Regions from separate parts of the Homo sapiens genome. Here region 2 is linked to region 1. Evidence: chromatin loops called from intact Hi-C (ENCODE). Cell type or tissue: natural killer cell. All regions are shown on one strand. Each heading gives the region's core, and the rest is flanking DNA. Links, peaks and the distances in the headings are about the cores only.

What was found. Hi-C counts contacts between places; a loop is a spot of excess contacts. Peaks named below come from ENCODE experiments on the same cell type or tissue, not always from the same donor. Only the 100,000 strongest peaks of a DNase experiment are listed, where the experiment ranks them.
Region 2: it touches region 1 in a loop (8-fold over the local background); 8 of 110 quality-filtered maps call a loop at or near these places.

Annotation. Positions count from the first base shown.
Region 1 is chr7:158,971,573-158,983,974 of GRCh38, forward strand. It overlaps LOC124901795 (a long non-coding RNA gene), which reads left to right and starts at 2,729. Exons shown (of 2, transcript XR_007060626.1): 1 at 2,729-2,945; 2 at 5,096-10,250. RefSeq lists enhancers at 4,390-5,130, 5,072-5,191, 5,202-5,251. In natural killer cell, for the core only: CTCF peaks have their summits at 5,684 (motif pointing left) and 5,886; DNase peaks (open chromatin) are centred at 2,059, 4,409 and 5,649; H3K4me3 peaks cover 752 bases; H3K27ac peaks cover 1,408 bases.
Region 2 is chr7:158,812,758-158,825,159 of GRCh38, forward strand. The region is part of intron 1 of ESYT2 (extended synaptotagmin 2); the gene reads right to left. Among named protein-coding and RNA genes, the nearest start is that of ESYT2, 11 kb to the right of the region's middle. RefSeq lists a silencer at 2,321-2,615 and an enhancer at 5,659-5,818. In natural killer cell, for the core only: no CTCF peak of the experiment used is centred there; DNase peaks (open chromatin) are centred at 4,464, 5,744, 7,234, 9,144 and 2 weaker places; H3K4me3 peaks cover 1,024 bases; H3K27ac peaks cover 5,521 bases.

The DNA of each region.
Region 1 (12,402 bases), core at 1,443-9,442:
AGATAAATTAACAAATTTCAATGGATTCTAAGATGCTCATTTGAACATCTTAATGCTTTTAAAGTTGTGATGTGTCTTATAATTCCATGGCATGCCATAGTTTTATTAGCAGTGATTATTGTTCTTTCAAAAGTACACGTCTTTCAATCAATAGCTTCTGAAACTCAATAAAATACAGTTTTGGAAATACTGTGCTAAAAATAGAGAATTTCATATATTGCAGAACTTTTCAGAGACTTTAGTAGGTTAACGTGGAGTGTGACTCTCCAAAAGAAAGTGGAGTAATACAGTAATAAATAATATATAACTTATATGAACATATGACATGTATACTGAAGTAAATAAAAATTCCCCAAACCACAGGACCACGCCCCATCAATTTTTTGCTTGTAGTTCCTACTGATATTTCAGAGGAGCCCAATTCAGGAATTTGGGATCAAACATCCCTTCTCTCCAGTCAAAGTAATTCATATACTGGTTTCTTGACTTAGATGGCCTAAAATGTCAGAGAACATATTCTGAAAACAGTGCAGGAAAAAAGAAAAGGAATAAAGGAAAAATTGAAACAGGAATGCCTTGCCTAGAACAAAGACAACAATGTGCAAATCTAAAAGAGAAAATCAAAGGTTAGTGATTTTGTTGTTAATGTTTCAAGATATGTTCCCTTTGACTAACAATAATTGAAGCCTCTACATTAAAAATGACACCAAAACTCTTACATTGGCTCTACTTTGTCAGAATTGTGAGAAGAAGCTTTTACTGTTAGTTGGTAATAAATAAAAACTCTCTCCATAAGACAAATACGCATTTTCACAGTGGGAGAAAATTAAAATTCACTCCTGGAAGAGCAATTTCAAATTGGAGGCATTTATATCCCATTAGCAAAAAGTTAACATATCCGGAATAATGATGTCTGAAATATTTTTTTATGACCCAGAAATGGTATTTCCTTTTTTTTTTTTTTTTTTTTTTGAGACAGAGTCTCGCTCTTTCGCCCAGGCCAGAGTGCAGTGGTGCAATCTCGGCTCACTGCAAGTGCCACCCCCCGGGGTTCACACCATTCTCCTGCCTCAGCCTCCGGAGTAGCTGGGACTACAGGCACCTGCCACCACGCCCAGCTAATTTTTTGTGGTTTTTTTAGTAGAGACGGGGTTTCACCTTGTTAACCAGGAAGGTCTCGATCTCCTGACCTCGTGATCCGGCCGCCTCGGCCTCCCAAAGTGCTGGGATTACAGGCGTGAGCCACCACGCCCGGCCCAGAAATGGTATTTCTACTTTACGCAGTAGGATTGAGTTTTGCTCTGTTGCCCAGGCTTGAGTGCAGTGGTGAGACCATGGTGCACTGCAGCCACAAACTCCTGGGCTCAAGTGATCCTCCCAGCTTAGCCTCCCAGACCACGAACACTGCCACCATGCCCCGCTAATGTTTTAATGAAATGGTGGGTTTCTGTAGAGATGGGATGTTATGTTGTCCAGGCTGGTCTCAACCTCCTGGCCTCGGGCCTCCCACCTCGGCCTCCCAAAGCCGTGGGATTACAGGGGTGAGCCACTGTGCTCAGCTACCTAGTATTATTTCTAAAGCACTCAAGATCTTTATGGTAATATAAAATATATTAAAATCTCAGAATATTAGTATTGGAAGGCGCCTGGTAGTCAGCAGGTTAATCTCTTCTGCTAAAGCCCTAGCGGACCTTCCCTGACCCCCGCCGTGATGAGAGCCCCCCATTTCATGACATAACACGTCCTCTTTAGCAGATGCTTTCTTTATAAGTGTGACTTATGTTAGAAAAGGTTTACCGTTTTTCCATTTCAAAAGTAATCCATGGTCATTAGGGGTAGGAGGAGGAGGAAGAGAGAGGCCTCCGGAGCCGGCTCCCCGAGGGCGCGGCGCGTCCGTGGCCCAGGTGTCCTCGCGAGGCTGCACGCCGGGTAACCGCGCACCCATCGCCTTGCCATGGTAACCGGGGCTTCCCGGTGACCGCCAGCTCGCGCCACCCCCGCTCTTCAGCGGCCTCCGAAGGTGCCTAGAAGCCTGTGAGCTCAGCGCCCAGGCAGGTCTCCCTTCCTCAGGCCGCGGAGCCTCGCTCTGCACAGTAGGGGGCGGGCTGTTCCTTTCCGGCCTGAGGAGGCCCGTGGCTTCCCGCGCCGACGTTTGACGTGTGGCAGGGACCCGGTTAGCGTTTCTGCATCTCAGATGGAGATGTGTGCTGTGCAGAGGCCGTGGCTGGGGCGCCACGAGGCTGCCCGACTGCAGGCGCCCGGCGGAACCCTCGCTCAGGCCCGGCTCAGTCTCAGGGCAGGCGCGGTCCCTCGCCCAGGCCCCCCACCGGCCTATCCGTGCCCCCCACCCTCGCCCAGGCCCCCCCCCCGCCTCTCCGCGCCCCCCACCCTCGCCCAGGCCCCCACCCGCCTCTCCGCGCCCCCCACCCTCGCCCAGGCCCCCCACCGGCCTCTCCGCGCCCCCCACCCTCGCCCAGGCCCCCCACCCGCCTCTCTGTGCCCCCCATCCTTGCACCCCGCGCTGTCCCCGGCGGTCTGGCCTGGCGTCTGGAGCTCCGGGAGCGCCTGTCCTCCCAGGGCCGATGCCAGCGCCCGCCCTCCGCGTTCCCGGCATTGACAGAATGTCCAGGCGCGCAGGGCCCGTGGGTGGGGCCTGGGCACCCGGCCCTGCCCTCGCGCACCCTCCAGACCCGCCACTTCTTAGATAGAGAGCGGCCGCCTCCCCGCCCTCCTTTCAGCCACTCGCTCCGCGCAGTCAGCTCTGCTGACTCTTCCGGAGGATTCTGGAAGGTTCCAGAGGGTGTGCCGCCGAGGCCCTGCGAGAGGGCGTTCCCTGGGGAGAACATTCCAGAGCAAGGTAACATCCATAAACGGAGGCTGAAACGGCCTGAGACGTCCCGGGAGTAACGAAGACCCCAAGGCGGCCCCAACTTGAGGGGGGCGAGGTAGCCAGGAATGGGGGGGTGGTGGGAGGGACGGGAAGGCAAACGCGCTGCCTGCTGGGGACGGACGCGCCTTGGGGCAGCCGGGGAGGCCCCGAACGCAGAGATGGGGGAGGCCAGGCGGGTGGGGAGGAGCCCGCGGGGCCGCCAAGGGGGTTCCAGGCAGGCAAGGCCGCCCGGCCTCGGGGCTCTGCGGCACCCAGGTTTCTCTTTCTTTAATTTTTTTGATGGAATCTTGCTCTGTCGCCCAGGCTGGAGTGCAGTGGTGCGATCTTGGCTCACTGCAACCTCCACCTCCCGGGTTCAAGCGATTCTCCTGCCTCAGCCTCCCGTGAATTTATTTTTAAGTTTCCTGGGGGGTGGGATGAGGACCTCTTTGGCCTTTTGTTTGGAATCATGTTAACTTAGTAGACTTCTTAGCTCTGTTGGACATTTTTAAAACAGAAGAGGCTGCCCAGCTGTGAATATCTCATTTCTTATGATACTCATCCATAGTCAGAAGAACCAAGGCAGAAACTGAGGATGCTTGTTGTAAAGTTGGGCTAAGAATACACCCCAGAGCCATGATAGACATAGACTCTGAAAGAAAGGCAGATCTGGAACTAATAAGCAATTATAGCAAGGTCGCAGGAAACAAGGCTAATATGTAAAAGTCAGTCGCTTTCCTATGTACTACAAATGAGCGAGTGGAATTTGAAAATAAAAACATAATACCATTTACTGAAAATGAAATACTGAGGTATAAATCTAACAAAGTATGTACAAGAGCTATATGAGGAAAACTACAAAACTCTGATGAAATAAGTCAAAGAAGGACTAAATGAAAGGAGAGATATTCCATATTCATGGTCAGGAAGACTCACTATCATCAGAGGTCAATTTCTCACAAATTCATCCATAGATTTAATGCAATACCAACAACAATTCCAACAAGTTGTTCCCGAACACCAGGGGTTCTGTCCAGGTCATGCTGCCCACTGCACAAAAAGCCCCCAGTCTCTGAGACAAAGAGAGTTGCCGGGGAAGAAGGCTTTATTCTATTACAGGCGGTGTCAGCTGGAGAGACAGGAGTCAAAACTCAAATCCGTCCCGCCTTCCCGGCTAAAGTCAGGGGTTTACATAGCTGGGAAGGAAGACAGGAGGGGCAAAGAGGGGAGGTGCGTGGGTGGAGCACGGAGGGGAGGTGCGTGGGTGGAGCACGGAGGGGAGGTGCGTGGGTGGAGCACGGAGGGGAGGTGCGTGGGTGGAGCACGGAGGGGAGGTGCGTGGGTGGAGCACGGAGGGGAGGTGCATGGGTGGAGCACAGGATATTTTTGGGACGGTGGAACAACTCTATGATACTATAATGGAGGATGTGTGTCATTACACATGTAGCCAAACCTACATTGACAGCAGTGGCTGCTGCCATCATCCGCCTGCAGCAGGGAAGCGTGGCTGGGGCCTCACACTCCATGGAGCCAGTGGGTGCCCCGCCCCTTCTGAGTTCGGAAGGGAGCTGTCCGTGCTCCCCGTGCTGCTGCACCTGCCCAAACCACAGCTGCAGACCCAGGCCTCCTGCTCTACGAAGCTGCCCAAACTGCAGCTGTGGATATGAGCCTCCCTGTGCACTTGAGGGAGCTGGGAACAGGCAAGATCTGCCTTCCCGGGTACAGCTGCAGCTGCGGCACCCACGGCTGCAAACCTGGGCCTCCTATTCCAAAAAGCGGGCAGGAGCTAGGGACAAGTAGGAGCCCTGCCCCTTCCGAGTTGGTGGGAGCTCCCAGGTGCAGCTGTGGCCGCCCTCCCGGGTACAGGACCTGGGTGTTTCTGCAGCCTACACCCTCAGGGGCCCCAGGAAGGACCCCCCCTACCACATCCCTGCAGGCTCGGGGGTGTCTTCTGCTGCCTGGCCTCTCTCCACTCCTAGCGCCTGCTCCGATCTCAGAGCTGGGGCTGGGGCCAAGCCCAGGGGCCATGAAGGGCCGTGGGAGGCAGATTGATTTCTGGGTAGAAGGGGCAGGTCCCCAGGAAGGCCCTACCTTCAGGCCAGCGAGGGCCTGAAGGCTGGGGGCTGGGCTGCCAGTGCTGCAGACAGGAGTGGGGACTCTTGATGCCTCTTCTGGGCCCACCCATGACCACTTATGGACCAATCGGCATGCACTTCCTCCCCTCAGAGGTCCATACAAGCTCTGGGCTCAGCCAGAGCAGGGCAGAGAAGGGTCACAGGATGAAGAGGACAGAGGGCAGAGAGACGACCGGATGGGATGACCAGCTGCAGAGAGGAGTACCCTCTCCACTGAGAACAGCAGAAGGCAAGACAACCTGTCCACAGAGAGGAGCTACCCTCTCTGCTGAGAGCTTCAGAGACCTGCAGAGACATCTGAATGACCTGCCTGCAGAGAGCAGCTTCCCTCTCTGGGGCCTCCTCTCTGCTGAAAGCTGAACACTCGAGAGACGACCTGCCTACGAGAGGAGCCACCCACTCCTCTGAGCTGTTCTGACACTAAATACAACTTTTCTTCTTCACGCTTCACTTGTCTGCGTACCTCATTCTTCCTAGACGCAGGACAAGAGCTCTGGCAAAGGCGCTGCAGCCACAGAGGTTTCCGGCCGGAAAAATCGGCACCCCAGAGATCCCATGAGAACGTCACGTACAGCACTGAGACGGAGCCCTAATGAAAACTGTGGCTCTGGGTGATAATGACGTTACTGTGGGTTCATCAACTGTAGCAAATTCGCCCTCTGCTGGGCGTTGTTGGAAATGCAGAGGCTCTGGGGGGTCAGGTATGTGGGAGCTCTCTGTACCTTTCTTGTAATTTGATGTGAACTTAAAGCTGCTCCAAAAAGATAAAATCTTGAAGAAAAGCGAAAAAAAAAAAAAGGAAGAGAGGAAAAAATGACAGGCAGAAGGTCACGCCTGGCCCCTCAGTGCGCGTCCTCAGGCCTCTGCTCCCAGCTGGGGCTGGCAGGTGGTCGGGGGGGCACCCAGCTCCTCCACTCCCCACGCCCACCACAGCTTTCAAAGTTAGGAACACAGGCAGGGTGGAGGTGAAGTCCGAACAGAAAGAGGAGACTTAAGGGAGGGCGAGCCCTGACTTTGTTTCGTTTTTCCGAGGCGACATTCGGTGCAGCTTTCTGGGTCCCCAAGGCTGACCCTGCTGCACCATGAACCACACGTCCACACCCTCACTGTCTCCCGCTCATGACATCAGCTCACCTGAGACTGTCACCGAAGGCTCTTTAACGTGAAATGAGTGGTTTTAACTATTTTTAAGTACACAGTTGTGTGGCATTAAGTGCATTCACTATGATGTGTGGCCATCACCATCGTCCACCCTAGAACCCCTTCATTTTCCCCAACAAATTCTGTCCCTTTAAGCAAGTGCTCCCCATCCCCCACCCCCTTCTACCTTCTGTCTCTGTGAATCTGATGACCGTCAGTCTCTGAGCACAGCCATACCATCGTGGGCCTTTTGTGTCTGGCTTACTTCACCGAGCATAATGTCCTCAGGGTTTATCCGCATTGTGGCAGGTGCCAGAATCCCCTTCCTTTTTTAAAGGCTGAATAATGCTTTACCGTATGGATAGACCACATTTTGTTTATGCGTTCATCCGTTATCGGACGCTTGGGTTGGACCATGTTTAGTGGGTGTGAATAAGGCTGCCCTAAACACGGGTGCACAGGCATCTGCCCAAGTCCCTGCTCTCAGTTCTTTTTGAGAAATACCCAAAAGTGAAATTGCTGGGTCATATGGCAGTTCTATTTTTAAGGTTTTGAGGAGCCGCCACACTGTCTTCCCCAGCGGCTGCCCTGTTTTACATCCCCTCAAGCAATGTAAAGGGTCCCGGTGTCCCCACATCCTCCAGTTTCTCCACATCCCGAGCACTTGCTGTCTTCTATTTTTGATACTTGTTACCCTAATGGCTGTGAGGTGGCACCTCATTGTGGTTTTGATTTGAATTTCCCTAATGACCTGTGATAGTGAGCATCTTTTCATGGGTTTATTGGCCATTTGTATGTCTTCTCTGAAGAAATTGTCTATTCAAGTCCTTTGACCATTTTTGAATCGAGCTGTTTGTTTTTTTGTTGTTGAGTTGTGGGGGTTCTTTATACATTACTGAAGGCTTATTTTTATGGTCCAATAATTCTTTATAGCACTGGGTGCTCGCTAGCCAGATGCCGTGATTATTTATGGCCTGGGACTGCGGGTACACATGTCTCCATTTGGAGGCTCAGCCAACGTTTCTAGGTCTGTTAACTTGAATTCATCTTTTAAATTGAAAAAAAGATTTATTTTCCTCCTTATAACAGTCAAATCTCCGCCTTTCGTGTTTCCAGGGCCAAGTACTATCTGGGGGTAAAATGTTAAAGCTCAGTGAGAAATCCCTGGATACACGGAGGTTACATTTCAAAGGCCAGACCCCTGGTGAGAGCAGAATAATAGTGTCATAAATGGCGATGTTGTATTGTGCAGTTGATAAATTGAGTAAATATTTGCTAAAAGCCAGGAAACCCCCACAGCAATAAGGACAAATGATGTTCATCAAAATGGCAGCCGTTTACTCAAGAATTAGGCAGAACCCACGGCGGGATGGACACTTGGACGTGCTCTCGGGACGGGCTGGCTAGGAAAGCTACAGCTGCAGATGGAGCTGGGAACCTCGCCCTGCCCTGAAACCCAAGGGAAAATCAGACTCCGAGGCACCGGTCGCCCTAAACCACCACAGATGGGGTTTCCACCTTCCTAGGAATAAGAGTGGAATATGCACCTGGGGGTGCAGCTTCGCCTTCCGCACAACAAGGGTCAGCGCCAATGTTTCCCTGAGATTCTCAGAGACCCAGAGCGCTGCCACCAGCGGCCTCCTGCCTCCCTGGAGCTCTTACCTCCCGCTCCCTCTCTCCGTCCAGGTGCTTACTTCTGGGAACTAATCACTCAGTTTGTCTGATTTTTTACTTTTAAATCTCTTTCAAACCATTGGTGCCTTTGCAGCTTCTTGTAGCCACCGTCAGAGCCAGGCAGCAGGGGAGGAGGAGGCTTGGACTGTGGTGCAGAAAACCCCGTCCAGCCTCACTTGCCTTGGGAAGGCTTTGAAAGGATCATTTATACACTGGAGGATTCCATGAAGACTTTTTTTGGCCACCCTGAGTGGTTCAAGGTTCACCCTGTCTCTGTGAGGCTCGGCCTTGCCTTCTTTCATCAAAAGAAAAACAGAAGCCAAGGCTGAGGCCTTGCTGACCGGTCCCTCCCGAGTCCCTTCCTAACTGGAAACGATGATTCAGTCCAGAACTCCGCCTGCTCAGTCCCTGCTGTAAACTTCGTGGCTCTCTTTAAGTGCTGCTAGATGCCAAGCCAGGGAGACAGCCTGTATCATCAGTGCAGTCGCCCTGGGGGTGACACCAGGGATGATTATGTAAATTCTCATAAAACCCACAGGCAAGTTTTGCTGCGGCCCGGCCTCCGGAGTCCTCCTGGTTGTAAGGGAAAGCACGAACTTGAGCGTGAAGACTCCAAAGCAGAAAAAAAGCAGAGCTCAGGAGGAAGCCTGCAGGGAAGGCCAAACCCTCCTGTGTGTGGAGCGGAGGTCAGGCTGGGGCGGGCGGCCACAGCTCCCCACCCTGGCCGCACCCCAGCCTGCAGATCTGACAGATGCAGGCCCCACTGCACCTGACAGTGCCGTGCTCAAATTGCTCACTCAGCAATGACATATTGGTGACCTGCCGGCAGCAGGCACTGTGGACAACACGTGGGGAGCACTGAGCAGGGCTACCTGCAGACGGCCTGGAAGCTCACCTTGGGCCGACTGGCAGCAGGTCACATGGCCTCTCTTAATTAATCTAATTTCCCACAAGGCAGCCGGGGGTTATTCCAGGCAAACCTGAATTCCTGCGTGGAACCTCAGGTGCCAACACCTGCACATGTAAGCGGTGTCCAGGCTGCACCCTGGAGCCCAACCCTGGACCCCTTTGGGATGGTGAGACCCTGGGCCTCACCCTTCTCACCTCTGAGTGAGGCTTCTCCCCTGACCCTGTTCCTTGTACCCCACCCAGATGTTTTGGTATTTTTCTGTACCCACATCTCCACACACACAGTGGCACTTCTCACCAAGGACTTGTAATCACAGAAAGCGATGGACAGAGGCAGACGCAGCAAGGGTGATGGGAGCTGGCGGAGAAGATGGTCCAGGGTGCAGGGGCACCACAGAGGTTGTGACATCACCTCAGGGTCCAAGACGTGCTTCCTAGGGGCCCCCTGGCGGTCTCCAGGATGAGGGGTGGGCAGTGTGGGAGACCCCCAGGCAAAGGAGTGGCAGACATTGACAGAAAGGAGTGGCAGACATTGACAGTGGAAGGTCTGCGGGGATGTGGGGGAGGTGCGCCGGGTGGGGAGGGGCCGCAGGCAAGGCCACAGTGTCCGGATGGTCCTGTGAAGGAAGGGAGCCCCCAAACACATTCACGTAGGGCAGTGCTGTGGGCAGATGCAAATTTTCAGAGTGTTCGCTGGAGATGGAGGGGGCCGGACCACCCCCAAGTCTCAGGAGAAGTCACAGGGGAGGAGACTCTGGGACTCTGGGTTCAGGTAAATACTTCGGGTTTGGCGTTGATGCTCCTTTTGGGCAATCTGTAGACTGAGTGACACCTGTCTCCCTGTCCACTCCCCTCCTACCCTTGTGATTATCCATCAGTATTTATGGGCCTGGCTGGTCAGACCAAGCAGGCCACAGCACAGCATGGAGCTCTAGGCCTCTGTGCGTCTCTGGTGTTTGGATCCTAGGACCTGAAGGTCCAGGGGAGAAGTCGTCTGGGGGGTTGGGAGGCTCAGGGAAGAGGCTGCTTCCTGCTGTGGACTTGATTAGCAGCCCCATGGACAGTCACTGGACTGTTAGCGAGGCAGGAGTCCAGAGGAGCCAGGGTGACACCATTTTAAAATCAGCACCGTCTTAAACTAGCAAGGCACACTCCTTGCCACACACAAGCCATGGTCCTAAGATGTTTACAGCTAAGGAAGCAGCTTGGTGATGCCTGCAAAGCAAACTCCAAGAACAGAAAGTCCAGACGTCCAATACCCATAATTAGGTCTATGCTTTCAAGATAGTAAGAGTCATGCTATGATGACTGACACACTAAAATGTCAAGGATGGTTTTCTTTAAACCAATAGAATGATAAACCTTGTCATGCTCTCTGCTCAGCTGCACATATGCACAGCTTCACTTCGCTTTGCAGACAAGACTTCTGTGTAAGAAAAATGGAAAAAGAAGTTGGTGTGTCCTCTGCTTGCTTTCTGCTCTGTAACAGAGTCATTTCTAATAAACGTGCCTCTTTCACTGTGCTCTGTGACTGGCCTTGAATTCCCTCTTGTGTGAGATCTGAGAAGCCTCTCTTGGGGTAGAGACCCCCTCTTCCAGGAACAGGACCACCTCTCACTTCCCCTAGACCCAAAGGGTGACCAAGAGACTGGCTCCAGGGCTTGTGTGGGAAAGTCTTCTGTTCGAGTGAGCCTGGGAGTAAACACTCCTGCTCGAGTGGGAAAGTCTTCTGTTCGAGTGAGCCTGGGAGTAAACACTCCTGCTCGAGTGGGAAAGTCTTCTGTTCGAGTGAGCCTGGGAGTAAACACTCCTGCTCGAGTGGGAAAGTCTTCTGTTCGAGTGAGCCTGGGAGTAAACACTCCTGCTCGAGTGGGAAAGTCTTCTGTTCGAGTGAGCCTGGGAGTAAACACTCCTGCTCGAGTGGGAAAGTCTTCTGTTCGAGTGAGCCTGGGAGTAAACACTCCTGCTCGAGTGGGAAAGTCTTCTGTTCGAGTGAGCCTGGGAGTGAACACTCCTGCTCGAGTGGGAAAGTCTTCTGTTCGAGTGAGCCTGGGAGTAAACACTCCTGCTCGAGTGGGAAGGTCTTCTGTTCGAGTGATCCTGGGAGTAAACACTCCTGCTCGAGTGGGAAGGTCTTCTGTTTGAGTGAGCCTGGGAGTAAACACTCCTGCTCGAGTGGCTAGCTCATGGGTTTCTGCAAGGAACGTCTTTGAAATATTTGGTAGATCTAAGGCTGAATACAGACCATTCACCAAAACGCTTTCCAAAACCATCTACTCCAGATTTTGTGAATAAATTTAAAATGCTGTTGCGGAGTCCTGACCACAGAATATTGTTTTAGAAGCGAGTTTTGAGCTTTGGTCTGATGTGCTGATTTTTCCAGCAAGGACACGGAAGCCACATTTGTGATGAACTCTGAGCCATGCCCACCCCTCTGGGGCCAGGCCAGCCTGAAGCCATCTCACTGGCTCTCCAGCTGCCAGAAATGGAGGCTAGCTTCTGATACCAAAGTTCCACACCAGGATATCAACAGCAGCCCTGCTTACACTAGTGAAAAATTAGACAGGATCTAAGTGTCCCACACTGAGGAAAGAGATGAACTCCAGCACGAGTGTATTATTCTGTTTTCATGCTGCCAATAAAGACATACCTGAGACTGGGTATTTTGATATTTTTTCTTGTTATAAAGAAAAAGAGGTTTAATGGACTCACAGTTCCATGTGGCTGGGGAGGCCTCACAATCATGGTGGAAGATGAAAGGCACATCTTACATGGCAGCAGACGAGAAAAAATGAGGGAACCAAGTGAAAGGGGTTTCCCTTTATAAAACTATCAGATCTTGTGAGACTTATTCACTACCACGAGAACAATATGGGGGAAACCACCCCTGTGATTCTGTTATCTCCCACTGGGTCCCTCCCACAACACATGGGAATAATTATGGGAGCTACAATTCAAGCTGAGATTTTGGTGGAGACACAGCTGAACCATATAATTCCACCCCTGGCTCCTCCCAAGTCTCATGTCTTCACATTTTAAAACCACTCGTACCTTCCCAACAGTCCCCAAAGTCTTAATTCAGCATTAACTCAAAAGTCCACAGTCCAAAGTCTCATTTGAGACAAGCAAGTCCCTTCTGCCTATGAGCCTATAAAATCAAAGGCAAGTTAGCTGCTTTCTAGATACAATGGGGGTACAGGCATTGGGTAAATATATCCATTCCAAATGGGAGAAATTGGCCAAAACAAAGGAGTTACAGGCCCCACGTAAGTCCAAAATCCAGCGGGGCAGTCAAATCTTAAAGCTTCAAAGTGATCTTTGACTCCGTGTCTCACATCCAGCTCACACTGATGCAAGAGGTGGGTTCCCATGGTCTTGGGCAGCTCTGCCTCTGTGGCTTAGCAAGGTACAGTCTCCCTCCTGAGCTTTCACAGGCTGGTGTTGAGTGTCTGCAGCTTTACCAGGTGCACAGAGCAAGTTGTTGGTGGATCTACCATCCTGGGGTCTGGAGGATGGTGACTTTCTCACAGCTCCACTAGGTAGCACCTCAGTGGTGACTCTGTGTGTGTGGGGGTGCCCACCCCACAATTCCCTTCTGCACTGCCCTAGCAGGGGTTCCCCATGAGGGCCCTGACCCTGCAGCAAACTTCTGCCTGAACATCCAGGCATTTCCAT
Region 2 (12,402 bases), core at 2,589-10,588, 160 kb before region 1:
TGATACACTGGTATACGCTACAATGCAAATTAACCTCAAAACTAAGCTAACTGAAAGAAGCCACACATAAAAGATCACACACATATTACATGCCTCCGTTTACAGGAAATATCCAGAACAGGTAAACCCACAGATACAAAGCAGATGTGGTTGCCATGGGTTGGGGGAGGGGAAACAGGGTGTGACCACGAATGGGCACAAAACAGGGTTCCTTTTAGGGCAGAGAAAATGTTTTGGAACCAGAGAGAGGTGATGATTACACTACATGTAAAGGTAGTAAATGGCACTGAATTGTGTCCTTTAAAATGGTTTTATGTTTGAATTTATTGCAATAAAAATGAAACAAATGAGCTATCAAGCAATGAAAAGACACAGAAGAACCTAAAATGCATATTTCTAGGTGAAATAAACCAATCTGAAAAGGCCAATACTTTATAATTCCAATATATGACATTCTAGAAAGGGCAAAACTATGTAAAAAGATCAGTAAGCACAGGCAGACGGACAGGAAGAGTTGAATTGAAGCACAGAAGATTTTAGGGCAGCAAAACTACTTCGTATGACATTGTAATAGCTGATACATGCCATTATCCATTTGTCAAGATCCACGGAATGTACAACACTGAAAATGAGCTGTACTGTAAACTGTGGGCTTCAGACTAGTATTAAACATATCAACTCGGGCTCATTAGTTGTGACAGACATAGCAAAGGAAGTTGTAAGAAGGGATGTGGGGGCTCTGTATTATCTGCTCAATTTTTCTGGAAATCCAGAATTGTTCTAAAAAATGAAGTCTATTAATTTAACTAAGTGAAACGGAAATAAATACCTTTCCAGACAAAAATTGAGAAAATCCATTGCTAGTAGACTTGCACTAAAAGAAATACTAAAGTAAGTTTTTCAGGCAGGAGGAAAATCATCCCAGACAAAACGTGTTAACAGTAAGAAGGAAACAAAGACCAAGGGAGAGCACCTCTGTTCCTCGTCCCGATGACTCTCACAGATCAAAAACGTTTTAAAAATATACGTTCCTCGTCCCGATGACTCTCACAGATCAAAAACATTTTAAAAATATACGTTCCTCGTCCCGATGACTCTCACAGATCAAAAACGTTTTAAAAATATACGTTCCTCGTCCCGATGACTCTCACAGATCAAAAATGTTTAAAAAATATACGTTCCTCGTCCCAATGACTCTCACAGATCAAAAACATTTTAAAAATATATGTTACTCAGGCCAGACGCGGTGGCTAACGCTGTGATCCCAGCACTTTGGGAGGCCGAGGCAGGTGGATCACGAGGTCAGGAGACAGAGATCATCCTGGCCAACATGGTGAAACCCTGTCTCTACTAGAAAATACAAAAAATTAGTCGGGCGTGGTGGTGGACGCCTGTAGTCCCAGCTACTCGGAAGGCTGAGGCAGGAGAATGGCATGAACCCAGGAAGCGGAGCTTGCAGTGAGCCAAGATCGCGCCACTGCACTCCAGCCTGGGCGACAGAGCGAGACTCCGTCTCAAAAAAAAAAAAATTATATATATATATATATATATATATATATATATATATATATATATATATATATATATATGAAATAATATACCTTACTCGTCCAGATGACTCTCACAGATCAAAAACGTTTTAAAAATATATGTTACTCGTCCCGATTACTCTCACAGATCAAAAACGTTTTAAAAATATACATTACTCGTCCCGATTACCCTCACAGATCTAAAACATTTAAAAATATACGTTACTCGTCCCGATTACTCTCACAGATGTGAAACATTTAAAAATATATCACAGTCTGGCTGTCACCTCCTAACGTATTTAAGAATGCTAACAGTATATAAACTTAAAACACCCAGAGAAACTCCCACTGGCTAACAAGGTGGTGGCTTATTCACTTGCATTGGTTTTGCTCTTCTAGAAACAGTAACCTGCCACCACCCTGGTGTCTCTGGTGCCTTCTGCAAAGCACAGGTTTTATGGGCTGGGCCCAGCTCCCAGGGCACTGAGTATGGCCAGGCGGGTACACCTGACTTGTACTGGGGTGACTGCAGGGTCTCTCAGACCTTAGCTCCTCCTCTGAAGAGCGGAAATGACATGCAATTCTCTTGGGGTTGTAAAAATGACTAGATTAGATGGTGCCAAATCCCCAGTTCCTCCCCTACTGCCATCAAGAGAGAGGAGAGAGCAGAGAATGCAAGGGAGTGCACAGACCTCACAGGTCAAGGGCTGCCTTGCTCACCTCTGACATTAGCAGAGCTTGTTTCCTTACCTGTAAAACAAAGGTGGCGGGTTAGCTGTGAGGTTTAAATGACTTCCATGTAAAGAGTTAGAAGAGAGCCTGCAATGAGTGCTAAGCACATTCACCGTTTGTTTTCTCACGGGTTTTCTGTTACACTCCTCCGAGTGCAGAGAGGCAGCTCCCTTGTGAAGCTATCCACACGGTCTTCCGCCTCTCGCTTGCCTGTCTCCTGTCTCTCCAGGGAGGTGCTGGCTGCTGTTGGGCTGAGTCCTCTTGGAACTTCCTTGGGTTTCTTACACCAACATTAAAGACTGAAGTAATCTCCCACCGCAGCCCCAGCCTCAAACTACTGCTCCTATTGTTCCAGCCATCATTTCTACACCCTGGGGTGGTTGTTCACATTCCTGGCTCACTCATCTATCTTCCTTCCTCCCCAAAGCTATTCCCCTGACATTCAGGCACACTCCTTCCCCCTCATGCTTAGATATGTGTCCCCAGTCCCTCTGGATATCCCTGCCAAATGTATCTTGCTAAACCCCCCTTTTAAATTGGGACACATCCCTCTAGTGGATATCTGGATGCTGCCCTGTGTCTAGGGATCAAGCCCAACTCTTCCACTTGTGTAACTTATGGTGCTGCTTCCTGTGGTCATCTCAGTTCCCACAGTTCCTAACCCTTCTTCCCACTGCACAGCTCCTCCTCATCCCACCTCTGAAAGACCACATCCAACCTCAGACACCAGGACTACAGCCAAAAATGGAAAAAAACCTTAGTATTGAATCCAAGATGTGATCAATTATAAGCTGCACCATCACTTTATGTGCCACTAAGAGCACAGTCCATTAACAGTGATACACCCTTGTAAAATAAATCTGATTTCTGAGATGTTACGGCACGGGGAAAGTGCTGGAACTAAGCCTTCCTGGCTCCTGAATACTCCAAGAAACAGGGTAGTGTGGGAAGCTGAGTAACAGCCCTCAAAAGATGGTCACGTCCTAATCCCTGGAATTTGTGAGTGTCGCTTTATATGGCAAAAAGAACGCTGCAGATGTGGTAAAATGGAGGATCTTCGCTGGTGGAGGACTATCCATAAGGCCCTAAATGCCATCTCCAGTATCCTTAAAAACGGAGGAAGTCCAGCCTGGGCAACACAGTGAGACTCCATCTCTACAAAAAATGTTTAAAATTAGCTAATTAGCTGGGTGTGGTGGTACAGGCCTGTAGTCCCAGATACTCGAGAGGCTGAAGTGGAAGGGTTGCTTGAGTCCAGGAGGTCGAGACTGCAGTGAGCTATGATCACACAACCACACTCCAGCCTAGGTGCAAACAGCTCACTGCAGCCTCAATCCTTGTCTAACGAAAAGAAAGAAAACAGGGAGGAACAGAGATTTGACAAAACAGAAAGCAGAATGGCCCCATGAGGATGAAAGCAGCTGCCAGCTCTGAAGGGAGAAGGGCCTGCAGCCATGGAATGTGGCTGAGAAGCAAGAAAAGCAGGAAAAGCTTCTCCCCAGGAGCCTCCAGAGTGCACACCCTGCCCACCCCTCAGTTTTAGCCCAGAGGAACTGATTTCCAACTGCTGGCCTCCAGAACCCTTAAAAGATAAGAGTGTTGTCTGAAGCCACCAAGTTGATGGCACTTTGTCACAGGCGCCCTAATGCACCAACCATGTCATCCTTTCCCTCCTGCTCCAGTACTCACGTTGACATCTACGGAGCATTTCTTTTAAAACTTTGCTTCACACACAGCACCATTTGTGATTAAGTAAAATCAATTCTTTCTACTAGTTACTGGATAAATTCCAAGATCTTTATATGTGTGAAAAAATAAGTAGGAAGAGTATTGTTACTTTGTATTGGATTACATTTGGAGTTTCGGTTTCAAAAGTCTAGCACTCAGATATTAATGTAGACGGTGTTAACAAATTTTAGGTACGCACTTACTAGCCATTTAAAGATTTGTAGCACAAATGAAATAAATTAATGATCTCAGTAGGCAATTCACTTCTAATTGTGTATAAATATCAACACCAGCTTTATATAACATTTTACAAATTGGGTACAAAGTATAAACCAAAAAGAAAATTCTAAGCTCCCAACTATCTGAACAGCTCCTCCTCTCTGCCAGAGGCATTCCAAAGTTAACCTGTAAAACTACTTCAGGCCACGATGAGGGGGTGGGGCATCGGACACACCTCATTACCATGACACAGACTTAAGACTGACAGAACTGACAGAAGAACTGACAGACTCTTTAAGTCTGACAGGAAACATTAACCATCTATTCTCTCTGAAGCCTGCTACCTGGAGGCTTCATCTGTACAATAAAACCTTGGTCTCCACAAGGTAATCCAGACATTCCTTTATATTGATTCCAGGTCTCTAGACAGTAACTTAACCAATTGCCAATCAGAAAAATCTTTGAGTCCAGCTATGATCTGGAGCGCTCCCCACACCAACCTGCTTCCAGGTGTCCCACCTTGCTGAACGAATGTACCCGCTTCCAGCTGTCCCACCTTTCTGAACCAATGTACCTGCTTCCAGGTGTCCCACCTTTCTGAACCAATGTACCCACTTCCAGGTGTCCAACCTTTCTGAACCAATGTACAGCTTACATGTATTGATTGGTGTCTTATGTATCCCTAAAACTTACAGGTCAACCCCCTTGGGCAAATGTCTTGAGACTATGTCACCAGCATCCTTTAAACCTGGCAAAATAAAATACTAAATTAATTGAGACTTGTCTCAGATACTTTTGGTTTACAGATTAAACTAAATGCTTTAACAAATATATAACAAAGTTTCATAAGAAAATGGAAGGTGAAAGTATCATTCAGATTAATAATTTTAGCAATTTGATACTGGTTCTCAAAATGTGAGCAGCATAATCAAAAACTAGCATATAATAGGTACTCCAGTATAATATTTATGGCATGAAGTTAGATAATGTTCTCCCAAATCACTGGATTTATTTTCTACAGATCTACCTTACTCTGGGAAACTTAAAACATATCAATCCCTCAGACAGGAAACAACTCCACATATAATACACGTTAAAATTAAACTATTACAACTGACCCCGAAATAGGATGTGCACTTTCAAATCCCCACTTTTTAGTCACTAACCAGCACTTATTCACAAAAGGAAGTTAATGAATATTAGAATAATTAAATGTTATATGTACAAAATGTAAAATTAACTATCATTATCTATGGCATCAGGATGACTCCTGGAAGTGGAGTCAAGAAAGATTAGCCATGTCCTTGGAACAATATTTGTTTTAAGGAAGATACAGAGCAAATCAAGGCAAGGAAGAGGAGTGCCACTGTAGGCTCCTTGGATATTATTTTAGGGATATACAGAGAGGAAGAGAAAGTGAAATTTTACGGCACACATACTTGCAAGTGTTAATAACAACAAAGCATTATGGTAGATAAATTCTTAGCAACAGCGTAAACAAACCACGGTGGAACAGAAACAAAGAAAAACCCCAGGGCTCATCTGTTCCATTTCAGCAGAGGTGGGGGAGGGAGGTGGCAAAGGCCACACCAGGACTTGCCTGCAAGCGGAGCACTGGTCACAGCTGGGCATCTCTGGGCCTGTGACTCAGACGGCTGACCCGAGGACATGCCTCCCTGCCCGCCCATGTCCAGTGTGTTCACTGGCCTCTCCGCATTCCAGCCTCACAACCACAGCACAGAGTCAGGCTCAACCCCCATCAAACCAAAGAGGAAACAAGGTTCTAAGAGTTGGACCTGACTCACCCAAGGGCAGGGAGTTAGGAAGGGGTGGGTCTCAGGGCGCAACCCACACCCACCAGAGCCAGAGCCTGAGCTGTGGGCTCTGCGAGACGGTGGGAGCCTCAAAGCTAACCAGAGGCCGGTGGCCACACCTCAGCACACCCCACAGAAGGGCAGCCCCACTCGCACGGGCCCTGGCCACATGACTGGTCATGTCCAGACAAGGACACACCAATTCAACAAATCATCATGGGAACCTCAAAGTAGCCATTACTCAATTGTGCTACACGAAACCATGGCAGTTAAAAATACTTGTAACTGTTAGCAAACTTTAATATACCAACACAGCACAGGGGAAGAAAAGCAATCTGAAGTTGTGACTCATTATGGAGGGAATGCTTTCTTCCAAAGGTTATTCAGACAAAAAGAGATAGGGATAAATCCTCTGTCTTTTAACAACATACCATGCAAAAACAAACACTGCCTTCCAAGGCCAGACTTCTGCTTACAAAATTATCATGTCTAATGAGTTCAAAAATAATTCATATATCCTAGACACAGATCTAATAAATAGCTCAAGTAAATACGTTTTCATAACTTAAAAAGAGCAGAAAATTAAATATCTCAAATTCTATTTTTAACTCTTCTCATTATATCATATCTCACAATCTAGTTTTTCAAATGTCTATCAGACATCATTTAAATAAAGTCTGGTAGCTTCATAAGACAGATGATACTGCAATAGTCAAAGTCATATTTCTGAAGAATAACATACTATCCATAATATAGCATTTAAGAAAGGAGGATACTATACACACCCATATATCCAAACATATCATTAAAACATTAACAAAATCCACGGAAATGTTGCCAATGTAATGTTATCACTAGTTAGTAGAATTGCAGGTAACGTTTTTCTTCTTTATTCTCCTCCAAAGCTTATTCTTCAATGAGCATACTTTCTTCTTTAAATCAGAAAAAAATGTTTTTGAAACCTGTCTAGCCATAACATAAGAAATGAAGAAAAATACAACTACATGTTCATTAAATATAGAAAGATAAAGGGGGACTTCACCGTGTAACTGAACAAATTAAAAAAAAGAAACTCAGTTTCAATGACAATTTTACAAGTAATAAAGAAAGCATAATGAAAACCATCATATTAGTATTTCCACATCTGCTGTTGGTGTGGTTATCACTAATTCCAGCACGCAATCACCAAGCACAAAACTGAAGCTGTTATCCGAAAGGACACTGCTGCTGCAATACACAAGTGCACGTGGGATGTGCTTCTTACTTTGTACTGATACTTTCATCTAGACACTGCCGTAATCCATTAAACCCCATTCAATTTATACTTTACTAGCAACTACCATTATGGATGGTTTGGTATTATGGATGATCTTTTAAATATATTTTTTCTTGGATTTTAAAAAAGTGAACATGTATTATTTTTACTAAAAGAATGGGGGAGAGTCTAGAGAGATATTAACAAATGGATAAAACATTTCAATTACAAGGAATGAGTTCAAGAGATCTATTGTACAACACTGTAACTATAGTTAGCAACAATATAATATATTCTTGAAAAAGTCACTAAGAGTAGATTTTCTAGTGTTCCACCACAAAAAATGGTAAGCCCGTGACATAATGCATTTGTTAATTAGCTTGATTTAGCACATTCTACAATGTATACATATTTCAAAACATGTTGAACACAATAAAAATAATACTTTTATCAGATAAAAAAATAACAACAGCCAGGTGCAGTGGCTCACGCCTGTATTCCCTCCCAGATCTTTGGGAAGTAGAGGCAGGAGGATCGCTTGAGCCCAGGAGTTCAAGACCAGCCTGGGTAAGAAACCTCCCTTCTACAAAAAATTTTAAAAATTAGTGAGACGTGGTGGCGCATGCCTGTAGCCCAAGCTACTGGGGAGGCTGAGGCGGGAGGGGTGACTGAGCCCAGTAGGTTGAGGCTGCAGTGAGCCATGATTGTGCCACTGCACTCCAGTCTGGGCAACAGAGCAAAACCTTGTGTCAAAAAATAAATAAATAAAAATAATTGAAAAAAACCCACCAATTCATACTATGACTAATGCTAGGATTAAACAGATTTGCTGTGTTATTGCCGGCTGGTAAATTTCTGAGTTTAAGGCCTTGTCTTACACACATTTTGTGTCACTAGCACCTAACACAGTACCTAGAACATAGCAAATGCCTAATAAATGTCCATAAATTCATCAAGACTCATTTTTAATGCTTACATATAAATTGGACTAGTTTCTTAAAATGCGATCCAGGAAAAAATTCACAAAAATAAATAGTTTGCTTTAACAAACATTATAGAACTTTAAAAACAGTTAAGAAAAATAAATGAAGAAAAGAAATTAGTGACAGGAAGAAAGACTCTGGAAAAACCTCCATAAATAAAACATGCTTTATGGAAAAAATGATCCCATGCAAAAGACAACTACTAACATATTCACCATCTGTGTAAGAACTATGCCCCACCCAATTCCAAAAGAACAGGAGGTGACTCAGTGTTCAAGGAACAATAAGATCATTGAGAGTAAAAGAAGATCGCCTATTTGAAGAAAAGTGTGATGGGTACTCCCGGCTATTACAGTAGTACAGGGCCCAACAATCCAGCAATAATTTTGGCTGTGAGTTTTCTGGTAGCTACAGCAAGAATAGAAGTATACTGCATTACACAGTAGCTTTCCTTTTCTGATTTCACAAGCTTAGATCTGAACACATCACTACTTTCACCCCCATCATGTCCAAACTCTGTCTTAAAAGCACGACAGTAATCCCAGCCACGTCCCTGCATCCTGTAAATCAGAACTGCCCTGAGGGCCTGGGCCAGCCATCCAGAAGGAGCACTTCTACTCCTCCCAGGTCATGGGGACCTGGGCTGGGGTCTAGTGGGACCACTTCCTTTCCTCACTGCTGGGCCCAGAGTAAGTCCCAAGCTGAGTGCAGCCTTCTACCAGGTGGAGGAGTTACAACCCTATCAGAACTTCCATGCATTTCCCTCCAGATGAGACGGCCCAGAAATCTGCCTTTGCAACTGTCCTCCACACGGCCGCTCGCGCTGTTGCCACTGAACGTAAGGCCATGCCCTTCAATAAGAGTAGAATCTCTTCCCTAGCATGTCCGTAAATTTATAACACGCCCCCTTAGTTACCATCAAACCCTCCCTGCTCCTTTCTTCTGAGCCACCGTGACACTGGAGCCATCACCACAGCCCGCCTCCCAGGTGCTTCTTCTAACTACTCTGAGCAGAGTGTAAATATGAAGACAGGATGATTTCTTACACTTGTGTTGGCACAATCATCTGCATAGAGTGGGTCCTTACATCTCTAAATGAAGAAATAAAATTCCTCTGAGACAGAATCGTCATGAAAACTAAAAAAGATAATGACTTGCCAAACCATAACAAAATGCAAGAGACGACAAAAGACCACAATGTATTCTATAATACATGATAAAATTATGTTCTGATAGAATGTACCCAGTATGAAACAAACCAATCCATAAGCTAAACTACTCAAACATATGTGATGATTATATACTGATACCTTGAATCACAGTTAAGACTTTGGAATAACTCACGGAAAAACAGATTTCGGTTTTTTATATTTTTGAAGCATGATTTCTATTGCTATGCAATTAAAATTAATATTTGTTTAAGCCAATATAGTATAGCATCCGTGTTTAAGGGACTATTAGAGGCCCGAGGTGGTGGCTCACACCTGTAATCAGAGCACTTCAGAAGTGCTGAGATAGGAGGATCACTTGAGCCCAGGAGTTTGAGACCAGCCTGGGCAACATAGCAAGACCTCGGCTCTACTACAAGTATAAAAAATGTTCAAATATATAAAATTAAAAAATAAATAAAAATAAAGTAATATTAGAGCTGGGTACAATGATTCACACCTGTAGTCCCAGCCACTCAGGAGGCTGAGGCAGGAGGATCCCTCAAGCCTAGGAGTTCGAGGCCAGCCTGGGGTAACACAGTGAGACTCCAGCTCAAAAAATAAAGTACTATTAGGTTTAAGTTAAAAATATTTACCTAGTTTTTAAAATTCATATACCTAACCCTTTCATTAACTCTCCTTTAAAATGTAAATACCCCCAAACTTAAGTTAGAACAATATTCCTTAAAAACTTTTACAGTTTTAGCTAGAATTCCGTAAGCAAAGGTGTACCTCACTTTGCACTATAACTGACCACCTTTTCATCCATTATTAAAAGAAATTCAGGCCAGGCATGGTGGCTCACGCCTGTAATCCTAGCACTTTGGGAGGCTGAGGCAGGCGGATTGCCTGAGCTTAGGAGTTCAAGACCAGCCTGGGCAACATGGTGAAACCCTGTCTGCACTATAATACAAAAGAAATTAGCTGGATGTGGCGGTGTGCGCCTGTAGTCCCAGATACTTGGGAGGCTGAGGCAGGAGAATTGCTTGAACCAGCGAGGCGGAGGTTGCAGTGACCCGAGATGGTGCCACTGTGCCCCAGCCTGGGCGACAGAGTGAGACTCTGTCTCAAAAAAAAAAAAAAAAAAAAAAAAAAAGACATTGGATTTTTTTTTTTTTAGAGACGGACTGTGGCTCTGTCGCCCAGGCTGGAGTGCAGTGGTGCGATCTCGGCTCACTGCAAGCTCCGCCTCCCAGTTTCATGCCATTCTCCTGCCTCAGCCTCCCGAGTAGCTGGGACTACAGGCGCACACCGCCACGCCCGGCTAATTTTTTGTATTTTTAGTAGAGACGGGGTCTCACCGTGTTAGCCAGGATGGTCTCAATCTCCTGACCTCGTGATCCACCTGCCTTGGCCTCCCAAAGAGCAGAGATTACAGGTGTGAGCCACCGCACCCAGCCCTGATGTCTATATTTTTTAACAGTGCTATTGAGACATAATTCACATACTCGTCAATGCACTCATTTAAAGTAAACAGTTTGATGGTTTTTAGTATATTCAGAATGTCTACTTCAAGGTTAAAGGCTGTGACCAATGTGGAAATCATGAAAGCCTACAGAAACGATCATAGGTTCATTAGGTCTAACAATAACACTATTCCATAACTGATCTTCACAGGATGGAAGTTTACATTTATGAATACGTACTTATAAAATATATTATGTTTTAAGTGTATATATCCATATAAACTATTTATATTTCAGTCCTAGCTCTATACCCTCCCATCCTTAAATGTAGAATGATAATAATATTAATCTTAAGTAGAAATTTTACTAAATCCACAACATACAGGCTGATGGATTGCATATATCCTAAATTTAAATCTATTTTTTAGCTTAAACTAAAAACCTGATATTTACTGCTTTATTTTTAGCCATCTTGGGGCATTAATGTTCTAACTGAAGGAGGTTCTCAGACCACAGAACTGAAGCAACAACGGTCACATCCTTTCCCTTCTGTGTCTCAGCCGCAGTGTGGGTGTGAACAAGAAACCCAAGCAGCATCCTCATCCTATCTGCAGCTACGATGAGGACTCCAACACTTCCTCAACCACATGACCACTCGGATTCAGGTGCTGAAGAAGCACTTGTTTAAAATAGCTAAATTGTGGCTCCTGAATTAGCTATGCCAACTATTTTCAGTTACAAGTCTTCACAATATTTTATTAAAGTATTAAGTCAATGATTAACACTGAGAATAAAAAAATATTTGCCCTTTCTTTACATGAGATCACAGTGCATTATTTTCTTCTGTTCATTTAGTTCTTAGACTATACATACCATATTTTTGCTAGAGTTAAATTTTCCTGAACTTCCCAGAAGGGCAATGGGAAGAAAGCTCTCCCCAGAGAAAGTTTGTATACAAAAGTACAGAACAACATAACCAAGGAAGCTAATATGCTTTAATTCTCAATAATCCAAGTATGAGGGTAATAAAAGACCAACTGTCAGAACAGTTAAGTAGTATTATCCGTGACAGTATTATCCATAGCAGCCATACAATCAGCATTTATTGGCAATAGTAAAAGCAGGATAGAGTCAGACTTTATCCTATGAAGAGATAATATTTTCAAATAAATAAAAATAGTAATGAAAAATTGCCCTTATTAATCTCTATAAAAACTCTTCAAGAATCTTCCTCACAGCCCTGAGCATGGTGGCATGCAACTGTAATCCCAGCTACTTGGGAGACTCACGTAGGTGGTTCGCTTGAGCCCAAGAGTTGAGCCCAAGAGTTCAAGCCTGGGGAACACAGCGAGAACCGCCTCTCTTTAAAAAACAAAAAAGGCTGGGCGCGGTGGTTCATGCCTGTAATCCCAGCACTTTGGGAGGCCAAGGCTGGTGGATCACCTGAGGTCAGGAGTTTGAGACCAGCCTGGCCAACATGGTGAAACCCTGTCTCTACTAAAAACACAAAAATTAGCCAGACGTGGTG